Regions from separate parts of the Homo sapiens genome. Here region 1 is linked to region 2. A link is an interaction called in ENCODE POLR2A ChIA-PET data of the cell type or tissue named here. Cell type or tissue: PC-9. All regions are shown on one strand. Links, peaks and the distances in the headings refer to the core of each region. The heading gives the core; the rest is flanking DNA. Region 1 holds the start of LOC105371031 (a long non-coding RNA gene). Region 2 holds the start of RHCG (Rh family C glycoprotein).

What was found. Peaks named below come from ENCODE experiments on the same cell type or tissue, not always from the same donor. Only the 100,000 strongest peaks of a DNase experiment are listed, where the experiment ranks them.
Region 1: POLR2A ChIA-PET joins it to region 2 with 11 read pairs; 2 of 35 experiments call an interaction of 5 or more read pairs at or near these places.

The regions. Positions count from the first base shown.
Region 1 is chr15:89,396,369-89,401,738 of GRCh38, reverse strand. It overlaps MIR9-3HG (MIR9-3 host gene), which reads right to left. Exons shown (of 6, transcript NR_190310.1): 6 at 3,251-5,370. LOC105371031 (a long non-coding RNA gene) reads right to left here and starts at 1,568. Exons shown (of 3, transcript NR_160724.1): 1 at 1,367-1,568. RefSeq lists enhancers at 565-1,089, 1,090-1,615 and a silencer at 1,162-1,651. In PC-9, for the core only: no CTCF peak of the experiment used is centred there; no DNase peak of the experiment used is centred there; H3K4me3 peaks cover 890 bases.
Region 2 is chr15:89,493,613-89,498,974 of GRCh38, reverse strand. It overlaps RHCG (Rh family C glycoprotein), which reads left to right and starts at 2,392. Exons shown (of 11, transcript NM_016321.3): 1 at 2,392-2,614. The coding sequence starts at 2,431. In PC-9, for the core only: a CTCF peak has its summit at 3,801; DNase peaks (open chromatin) are centred at 524 and 3,224; H3K27ac peaks cover 546 bases.

The sequences.
Region 1 (5,370 bases), core at 168-5,167, 97 kb after region 2:
TAGAATTTTTCTTTCTTTTTTTAACAGAGCACACAAAACCAACGTTTTCAGGCTGGTTCTTGCTTGCAAGTGAGAGACTTCATATGTGATGGAACAGAGGAGAGGAGCCCCTGGGAGCTGTTATATTTAAATCAATATTAAAAACAAAAATTCGACCATCTCAGTGCTTGTTAGATTTATGTGTATGTATGATTTTTTTATTCATTCATCCAGAAATGACTTCATTTACTGAGTATTTACTAAGTACTCAGATGTGCAGCTGACCCTCTGCTGAAGGTGTCAAGGGAGGGAGAGATGTGGAGAAAATCTGGGTAGGCCTCCTGGAGGAGGAGGCACTGGACAAAGTTTGGCCAATTGGAGTTGGGAAGGAATGTACTCAAGTAGGCTGGCAATTCAGCATGAGTAAAATCCCAGAAGTGAGAAATCCCAGGACAACACAGAGAAGAGGGGAAGGAACGCACAATGGGAGCAGTACAGCTGCAGGGAAAAGGCCTTCTTCCCCCTTCTAATTTGTTACTTCTAACTTGCTGTGAATTTAGAAGCCAAATATTGTGGTTGTTAGAAGAGTATGTAAAGCATGGGTACATAAATGACCTCAAAGCAAGCACCTGAGAGTGAAAGGCAGGTATAGGGGACAAGATTTGGGCCACTCAGAAGAAGCCCCCGTGCCCTTTCAACTTGGCAGTGCACTGGGTGAGGTATGAGCTAGGTACAAGCTAACACCTGTCACCGCACGGAATCCAGGAACTAGGCAAGCAGGGACAGCAAGAGGTCCCCCCGCACACACACACACAAAAGAACTCGTATGGCCCCTGCACTGCCACTAAGTCACTGCCCAGCCCAGCCCACTCCGCCCCAGCAACCACCATTTGGCCCAGGACTTTATTTTAGGCTCTGGGAATGGGATGGGGGAGTGAGTGGGCACAGCTGATTCCCCTAACAGCTGAGCCACACACACATCTCCGGCTCTTCACGAGGGGCCTCAGGACCTGGCTGAGCTAGATTCTAACTAGGATCCCCTCCAGCCAAAATCTGAGAGGAGCCAAGGAAGAGCCAGAGCCAGAAACACAGAAGGGGAGACCAAGAGGCTAGCCGAGGAGAGATGGGTGAGCCAAACGCCTTTGGGAAAGGCCGGCGATCTTACTGGGCCTCGGCTGGGCGCACTTGCCCTCCATACCCACCGCCCAGGCCTCGTACTCCCCAGAGCCCTGGAGCGACAGTGCGCCCCCCACCCCACCGGAGGCCCAGCGGGGCTGCCCAGCCGGTTTTCAGCACACCATCCTCCGCCCCGCTCCTTGGGGCCCGCGTAGTCCCAGGCGGGGGGCGGGGCACAGGGATACGGGCGAATCCCGCAAAGGGCTCTTACCTCCGCGCGGGCATCCGTCCGACCAAGCACAGTTTGCCGCTGGGACTGCGGGGTTGGGGAGGCTCCCACGGGTTCGTATCGCGCCTCCACTCCCCCCTCCACCCCCTCCCCGGCCCGAGCCCCTAGATCCTTCGGTGGCACCGAGCGGGGACACCGGGACCAGGGCACAGGCGCCGCGCCGGCGGGAGGAGGAGGCTCCTGCGGGGCGCGGCGGGGCGGGGCGGGGCGGGGGTCTCTGCTGGGCCCCGCCCGGGAGGGGGACGTGGGAGCGATTATGCCAGAGAACAAAGGCGGCCGGGTAAGGCTCAGCGCCCCCCCCCGGGCCTGGCCCTGAACTTGAACTTGTACTTGACACTTTGTCCGGAAGATGGCGGGGAAGCCCATCTGAGCTGGGACGGGGCTCTTCCGGCCACCTTCCGTCCTGGGGAGGAGGCAAGCCCGCCCTTTTCTGCGCCCAGAGGGAGCCAGGCATCCTAAGGCTCCCGGCGCGCTCCAAACAATCTTGGGCTCGTGAGTCCTGAGATCCCCGCGTTCCCTCGGAGAGTTGGAGTGCGGACGAGGTCCTGGGTCTCCGGGCCAGAGGAGTAGGCCGGGGCCCTACGCCGCGTCCCCCTCCCTCGGTCCCACCCTATCCCGGGCCTGGCCCGCCGCCCTCGCTGCGCGGGGCAGGCCGGATTCTCTGCACGTCGCGTCGGCGGCCGCTATTCAGCCGCTAATTGAACGTTAATGGCAGGTGCGGATGAGGTCACCGGAGCTGGCTTTTCTCACACATTTTTCATGCAAATTCGCGAAACTCTAAACAAATTTGAATAAAAAGCTCTTTGTGCCGCGCGCCCCCCAGTCGTCTCCCTCCCGCTCGGGGTCCTTACTCCTCCCGGTGCCCTGGGGCTCGAGCCGGGAGCCCCGGGGAGCGCCGCCTGCCGGTCAGTGGTTCTGCCCTACTAGTGGTCAAACGCGGCCCGGGCTGCTGGGGGGCGAGTGAAAGATGTTTCATTTGGGGTCGTGGGCCCGGGCTAGGTTGATGGGGCCTTTAGGGAGGTAGTGTGTGCAGTTAAGTGCCTGGCATCTGGACAGACAAACGTGACTGTGCTGGCATCCTGGCTGCAATCCCCCCTCCCCCACCACACACGGAGCCACACGGGCCACTTTGGATGGCCAACTTGGCCTCACTCTCGTTCTTGGTTAAATAGGAATAAGGATAGTGCCCAGTTATGCACACAGATGTGAGGATTAAGCCACGATTTAATACACAAACTAGCACTTAGAATAGTGGCTGGCACAGTAAGTCCTGATTATTCTCTGCAGTCCAAAGGCCTTGTGAGAATGAATGCTGTGATGAAAGCAGGGTTGTGAATTTGCTCATACATGAAAAAACTTATCAGCGGCTTTCAAGAGACTCACCACCCCCTGCATCCCATTCTGGTCACAGAGATGAGATCTGGAGGCCGACTCCACTGCTTCCCAGCTGTGTGGCTTTGCCTATTTCTTAAGTCTCTCTGAGCCTCTGTTTCCTAGTCTATAAGACAGAATTCAGTCTTATGGGGTCATTGTGAGAATTACATGAGAAGACACTGATGGAGGTTGAGAAGGAGCGTGGGGGCTAGCTCCCAATCCAGAACCTCCAGGACCCCTCTCCTGAGGGCAGGGCACCCTCAAGGCAAGGTAGGCCTTGCACTGGCCATGACCTTCACTTCTTGCCCAAATGACCCTAGCTCAGGTCAAGAAGACAGACTTTCCCAGCCTTGTAAGACTTCTTGCTCCATCCTTTGCACCCATACCAGTGTCCCCACCACACCGCAAGACACAAGCAGTTGTTTTTGCTGGTGGCGGAGTGCTACTTTCCTCACTCATGTCCTCCTAGAAAAACTGACCAGAGACACGGAAGCCTTTGCAAAGAAAATTTATTCGTTGTAGGCTGCAAGAAAGGCAGGGGGTTCACAGCATAGGAAGAGACCTCTCCCAGAGCTGGCCCTAGTACTCCCTCAGAACCTGTGGGGCTTGGAAGGGTCCTGGTGATTCAAGCTACCTGAGTGCCATCTCTGCCCTCCTACTTACGCTTCTCCAGCCTCAGCCTTCCCAGAGCCCCACACCAGGCCAGCCTCTGGGAAGTACTGGAGCAGGCCTCGGAGCAATCCTCATTTTCCTGCCAAGGACCCCAAGGAACAGCCAATCCTGCAGGAATGCAGATGACCAGCAGCCATGGGCTCCTATCTGTATGAGGCTCTGTAACCCTGTAAACCCCTCCTCTCACCCCACTGCCCAGTTCAGGTTTGGGCAAAACCCAGGGGATGGCATTAGGTGGAATTGCAGGAGAAGCCCAGCTAAAAGACTATTTGAGGTGACCCTGCAGGGGAAGGGTTAATGTCTCTATATGTGGGTGCCGGCAAGGGGAGTCTGCAGCTTTAGGGACCTCCTATAAGTGGCCAAACAGGATCTCTTTGGGGTCAGAGTACAGACTTTAAAGTCAAAGAGACTTGGTTTTGATCTCAGTTCTGGCACTTACAAGCTGTGTGACTTAGGACATGTAACTTAACTTTTCTGGGCCTCGGTGTCCTCATCTGTAAAATGGGTGTACCAACGACACCCACACCCCATAAAATGATGAGGAGTCACTGCACTAAGGCATGTGACCTGGGACCTGACAGCCTTCTGCACTTGGTCACTCTTATTGCTTTTTTCCTTCCCAGTCCACTGGCCCCACAGCCAATTTGAAGTGATTGTAGCTGTGCCCAGGCCTCAGGGACCAGGTTTCCCAGGCCCCTCTGGACAGCCCCATTACGCCTCTTTCCCTGCCCCCTGCCCCTGCTCCCTCCCAGGCTACTGAGGCCCTACTGAGAGCTCTCAGGCTGCTGCAGCCCCCGACCTAAGGCAGGTGTAGCCTGACCCTGCCCCCAGGGAGGGTGGTGTGCGGCATTACCTCTCAGAGACACCTTCCAGGCCATTTACTCTTTCAGGGATGAAGTAGGGGTGGCAAGTGCACTCCTGGGCACCCGCACTCTTCTGCTCTGTGATGTCTTTCTCTCCAGACACATGCTGCTTATGCAAATAGGCCCATTCACAGCCCTGTTCCCCATCCCCCAGCACGGTGATACTTCTGCGCTGTGGCCAGATGGGAGCACTTCCCAGTTCACCATGTCCAACACCTGGCATGACCCTGGTGCCTCTAAAGGCCTCTTCCCCCAAACAAGCAGGTCCTCAGGGCAGAGGGGCAATGTCTGCCCAGAAGGAAACTGGGAGCCAAGACCTATCCACCATCCCCCACTCACCTCCCCTGTCCCTAGCCAAGCTCCTGGCTCTGCCCTTCACCTACAAAGGAACTCCAACAAACCAATTAACCTCTTTCGATTTGGTGCAACTGGAAAAATGACATCCACGTAAGCAAGACCCAGAGACAGTAAGCCTGGCACTTAGTAGGTTTTCGATTAACACTAGCAACCATGATGATATGTGATTATTAGGCCCCAAAATGGCCCGTGGCTGAAGCCACCAGTGACTGTGGGATACTTTCTCCAGCAACATCACTACCACCCTCTTAAAGCACCCACGCCAACTTAGTTGACAGAAGTTAAGCCTATTACATTGAACCGCTTTACATCTTCCAATAAAAGTACCTTAGGAGCATGAAAAGAAAATATAACAGTATAGAAGAGTGCACTCCCCCATCCCCACTCCCCAGAGGTAGACTTCCAGTACATACTTCCAGAAACGATCTGTATATAAGCATACTTATGACTCAGTTTTAAACATCTACAAATAAGATCATACTCTACAGCCTGTTCTGTAACTTATTCTATTCACCTTATCATGTGAACTGGCCAACCTTCCACATCAACTCATATACGGAGATCTACCACACTGATTTTTACAGCTGCATAGGTATTCCACCGTATGAACGGACCACAGGTTCATGTCCATTTCTTTACTCTTCAAAAGAAATGCTCTGATGAACATCCTTGTATATAATTCTTTGGCAACTTTTACAAATATGCCCACAGAGTAAATAG
Region 2 (5,362 bases), core at 363-5,362:
TGAAATCAGACAGCCCAGGGTTTGAATCTCCAGCAAGTTCCTTAGCCAATCTGAGAACTCAGGTTTTTCAACTGTAGCATGTACCTACAATGTCCACTTCACAAGTGTTTAGTTGAGAATTTAAATATATATCAAAAGGATCCGGCAACCGCAGGAACTTAATAAATGGTCCCTATTGCTGGTATTGCTCATGCAGTGTCTGGCTGCTTCTTTGCCAAGGGAGTGGGGATACCCTGGTACCCCAAGCTGGCACAGTGTGGCCACACTCAAGTTCCAAGCACCCTGATTAGGTGCTTAGCCTCAGATGTTATACATGGCATTAGTGGCTTTTACAAATCTGGGATTTCAACTGGCAAGATTTTTTAAAGCCAGCATTGGCAAGAGTGCATGGGAAAAGTCACTGACCCCTGGCTCACAGGGTGCATGCTTTGTCTCGTAAAATCTTTCTAGGGGAACATCTAGAGATATGTATTGAAACAGCTCTGCCTCCAGGAATTCACAGAAAGTTGTGCAAAGACTTACATATCTGGATGTTCATGACAGCATGATTTGTAATACTAAACAAATAAAAAATGACCTCATCGCTCGTCACCTAACACTAGGGATTGTCTAGATAAAGCACAGTATATCCTGCTATAAAAGTTATGTTGTGGCAGGCTGGGTGTGGTGGCTCATGCCTGTAATCCCAGCATTTTGAGAGGCTGAGGTGGGAGGATCACTTGAGCCCATAAGTTCAAGACCACCCTGGGCAAGATAGGGAGACCCCATCTCTACAAAAAAAAAAAACTTAGCCGGGCGCGGTGGCGCACGCCTATAGTCCCAGCTACTCAGGAGGCTGAGGCCAGAGAATGGTGTGAACCCGGGAGGCGGAGCTTGCAGTGAGCCGAGATCACCCCACTGCACTCCAGCCTGGGCAACAGAGCGAGACCTGTCTCAAAAAAAAAAAAAAAAAAAAAAAAAAAATTAGGTGGGCCTGGTGGCACATGCCTGTGGTTTCAGCTAATTGGGAGGCTGAAGTGGGAGGATCACTTGAGCCCAGGAGGTCAAGGCAGCAGTGAACCATGATCAAGCCACTGCCCTCCAGCCTGGGCATCAGAGCAAGACCCTATCTCAAAAAAATAAATAAATAAAAAAGAAAAAGAAAAAGAAAAAAAGTTGTAGAAGTATAATATGGGAAGGTGTTTACAAAATATGAAAGGAGTTAAAAACGCTATAAATTAGTATGATCGTTTGAAACACTCCCCCTGCTCCCCTCCAGCCCCTCTTCAATGAGCTAGGAAAAGACTAGAGTACATACACCAAAATATTAGTATTGCCTCTGGGTGGTGGGATTATGAGTGATTTTTACTTTCTTCTTTGTGTTTTTCTGTATTTTCCAAATCTCTACAATTATCTCTGTATTTTTAAAGAAAAATTAGAAAATCAAATTTATTTTGACAATATACAGACTAAGCAGACAATATACAGACTGTTATACTGCTGAACAGAGAAACATGGGGATCATTGGCCTCCCAGTGAGATCAGAAGGAATTCCCAGACCTAAATATTATGGTTAACTCATGTCAAGATCACAGATCTTAACCAGAAGACAGTTCCTGACTATGGACCAATGAACTTGTGAAAAACTCTTAAATTGTTCTTACAATCCTTTATACGTGTTTTTTTTCTTAAAACCCTTGTATTTTGGAATAATTTTAGATTTACAGAAAAGTGGCAAAGACAGTCCCCATATAGCCCTTACTCAGTTTATCCTACTGTTAACATTTTACATAACCATGACATTTGTCCCAACTAAGAAAACAACATGGGAACGTCACTATTAACTAATTTTCAGGCTTTATTTGGATTTTACCAGTTTTCCAATTAACATCCTTTTTCTGTTCCAGGGTCAAGTCTGGGGTAGCACATCACAGATGTCTCCCCAGGCCGCTCTGTTGTGTGACAGTGTCCCAAACATTCCTTGTTTCTCATGTGCCCTGTATGAATTTCATAATCAGAAAAAGAAAGGACAGATGATGATGCAGATGATGATGGCAGATGATGATGATGTTGATGATGATGACTTAGGTCTGGGAATTCCTTCTGATCTCACTGGGAGGCCAATGATCCCCGTGTTTCTCTGTTCAGCAGAACAAAAGGAGAAAGGCCCCAGTATCAACGGGACACACAGAATTTGGGGCACCCTGATCCTCCTGCCCACTGCCTTAGCCTCTGCTCCTGCCGCTGTCCCCCAGCCCGACGCGGGGAATCTTTTGGGGCCCTCGGCTTGGGTTGGGCCCCTGCCAGTTGGGCGAGCGCGCGGGCGGTGCCCGAGTCAGCTGCTCCGTGCCCCACGTGGCCGCCCCGCCCCCCTGCCCGGGTCTCAAAAGCCCCGCCGGCCTCCGAGCGTCCGAACCGCCCGCTGCCAGCCCGGCCAGGCACCCCTGCAGCATGGCCTGGAACACCAACCTCCGCTGGCGGCTGCCGCTCACCTGCCTGCTCCTGCAGGTGATTATGGTGATTCTCTTCGGGGTGTTCGTGCGCTACGACTTCGAGGCCGACGCCCACTGGTGGTCAGAGAGGACGCACAAGAACTTGAGCGACATGGAGAACGAATTCTACTATCGCTACCCAAGTAAGTCTCGCCGCCTGCAGGCCCAGCGGAGGCATATCCGCGCCGGTCCCCACCTGGCCAAGGGCTCGGCCCAGAGCTGGGCAGAGGAGGGGATCTACCCTGCAGCCGCGGACTCCGCATCTCGCCGGCCTCTGCAGGGCATGCGTGGGAAATTGTCAGATGTGCACAAACTCCTTTTCCCCGTGAAAAACTAGTAGGGAAAACACCGGGATGAGGTTTTTATTTGACCGCCCTCCCAGCCGTCAGAGCCCCCCAACATCCCTGTCAGAGAGCCCTGCTTGGTATACTAAGAAGATCCGAGTCCTCTCGCCCCATTACCAACCAGTGGATGACCTGGCTCCCTTGTCCAGAGGAGCGCTTACTCCAAATAAGCGCCAGCCCTGCTGTGGGCAGAGGTGTTGTGGGACCACTGGTGGGCCAGGAGGCCAGGACACCCACCCCCTTTTAGCTTGGAGAGGGAAAACAAGCGCCCCTGAATCTTCTGGTGTCAGCGGTGCTGTGGTTAAGAGCATGACCCTACAATCACACACCTCCCTTTCTCTCATGCTCTCGTGGCTCTTGCCACAAACCAGGTGGCTGGCCTCAGGCAAATGCCAACCTTCCTAAACCTCAATTTCCTCATCTACAGAATGAAGATAATGGTAGGACCTCCTTCACAGGGGTTGGGGTGAGGCTGTGGCGAGGAAGTGCATGTAAAGCTCTGGCAGAGTTGGGGTGGGATCCTTTCTTCATAATGGAGCAATTGCTACAAGAGCACCAAACACAGGTGCCCTAGGACTCAGGAGCAGGGAGAGCTAGCCCAAGGTCACTCTGAGCTGCCCGACCTCTGGACTCCCAGCCTGGGGCTCTTCCCAAAATCAGAATGCCCTTGTACTTTCTGATTTTCCACTCCATCCGCCATCAGCCAATGAAAATTATTCTAGCCGGTGGTGTTCATGTAGTCATTGACTGTTAGCTTTGAAAGGGACCCTAAAGCCCCTCTCCAGCAGCCGCCTATATCAACTGGTATTCCCTCCACACCTTAGACATTCTCGGCAACAGGGGATTCTCTATCTCCAAGAAAACAACTGCACACTTTCAGAATGGCAGCCTGCATGAAAAAAGACTGCGTTTGGGGGGCTGCAGGCTTGGTGGGAGCCAGCCATATTAAGTGGCTGCCAAAAAGTTAGGGCTATCATGGGCTGCATTTAATAGTTACTTGGTGCCTAGAAGGGAAGTAACAGATAAGGGGTGCGCCCCCTGCTGGGGAGACCACAGTTTCTCCTGGGCTCCATTTAGGGCTGTTTTTTAAAAGATATCTTAGACAGCTGCAGCCTTGGGATTCAGGCTCCAAATCCACTGTTCACATTGTCCACCTTTCCTCTCCTCAAGGGGGGGACTTTCCAGCAAACAGTGAGGCAGGCAAGCTTGAGACCCTCCTTTACCTGTTCTTCTCCCTCCCTCCCGCACTTGCTTCCCACTTGACCCCAGAGCATAAGGGGCAAGAACTCCCATGGGCGTTCACAGGTCCTCAATGTGTCTGGGGAGTGGAGGACCTCAAGACCTTAAATAGGCTGGGTGCGATGGCTCACACCTGTAATCCCAGCATACTTTGGGAGGCTGAGGTGGGAGGATCGCTTGAGCTTGGGAGTTTGAAGCTACAGTGAGCTATGACAGCACCACTGCACTCCAGCCTAGGTGACAGAGTGAATCTCTATCTCTCTCCCTTTCAAAAAAAAAAAAAAGAAAGAAATGAGAGAGAGAGAGAGAGACCCTATAATAGGAGCTGCAGAACCTCACCAGTGGGGAGGTACAGTCCTTACATCTCCCCAGCTCTTATCCTCCTCGCACCACACTTGCCCACCCACCTTTCACACCCCAGGTTAATGTGTTCATGCAACAAGTGCTTATCTGTAGTGTGATCATACAATTTATCATCATCAGAGGACACCTCTGAGAGTGAAGGTGGTGCTGGTAGTAATTTGCTGGGACCCATGGATAAGCCATGACTGTCCTGGCAAATCAGGGCTATGGTCACTCTGGATAAATAAGTTGAATATCCTGGGTCTCTGTCCCCAGACTTTTTGGAAGCAGAGAGGGGCACCGTGGCACCCAGGGCCTCAGTGGGACCAAGTGCTCTGAGCAGAAGTGATCTGTGATGGCTTCCTGGGAAGTGGTGGATGGTGAGGAGGGGAGAAGCCGAGCAGCCAAGGGGGCCACTAAAAGGGGGTGGTGTTGCGAGGAGGGGCAGTGGTTCTGTGTGGCCCAAGAGTAGGGTTTGTGAAAGGGATGGGGTAAGGATGCTAACAGGGGGAGAGCCCCAGCATCAAGGAGGGCCTTGAGTTTCCCCTGCTAGTTCTCCTGGAGAGCTCTTGGCCAATGGAGCAGGAAGCAACAGAGGAGAGGGGTATAGGGGAAGAATCTTGGCAAGAAGTAGTGGCCACCCCTCCAACCGCACGTGCATTCTCTCCTTTAATCATCACCACCACCTGTGAGGGAGGTGGTGTGATGACCCCCATTCTACAGATGAGGAAACTAAGGCCAGAGCGGAGAAGTGTCTTGCAAAGGTCACTCAGCTGGGAAACCAGGGAGCGAGAGGAGCAGCCCTGGGGTCTGAGCCCACACTCCTGGCCCACTCTCCTCCCTAGTCTCAACCTTCCCCCTTTCCCCCGCTCCACTCACCGTGGCTGTGGTTAGGAGTTAGAGGGCACAAGGCTTCCTGGCCCATGTGAGTCCCCAAGCCTGGGTTCCTGGGCAGCGAGGTGATTC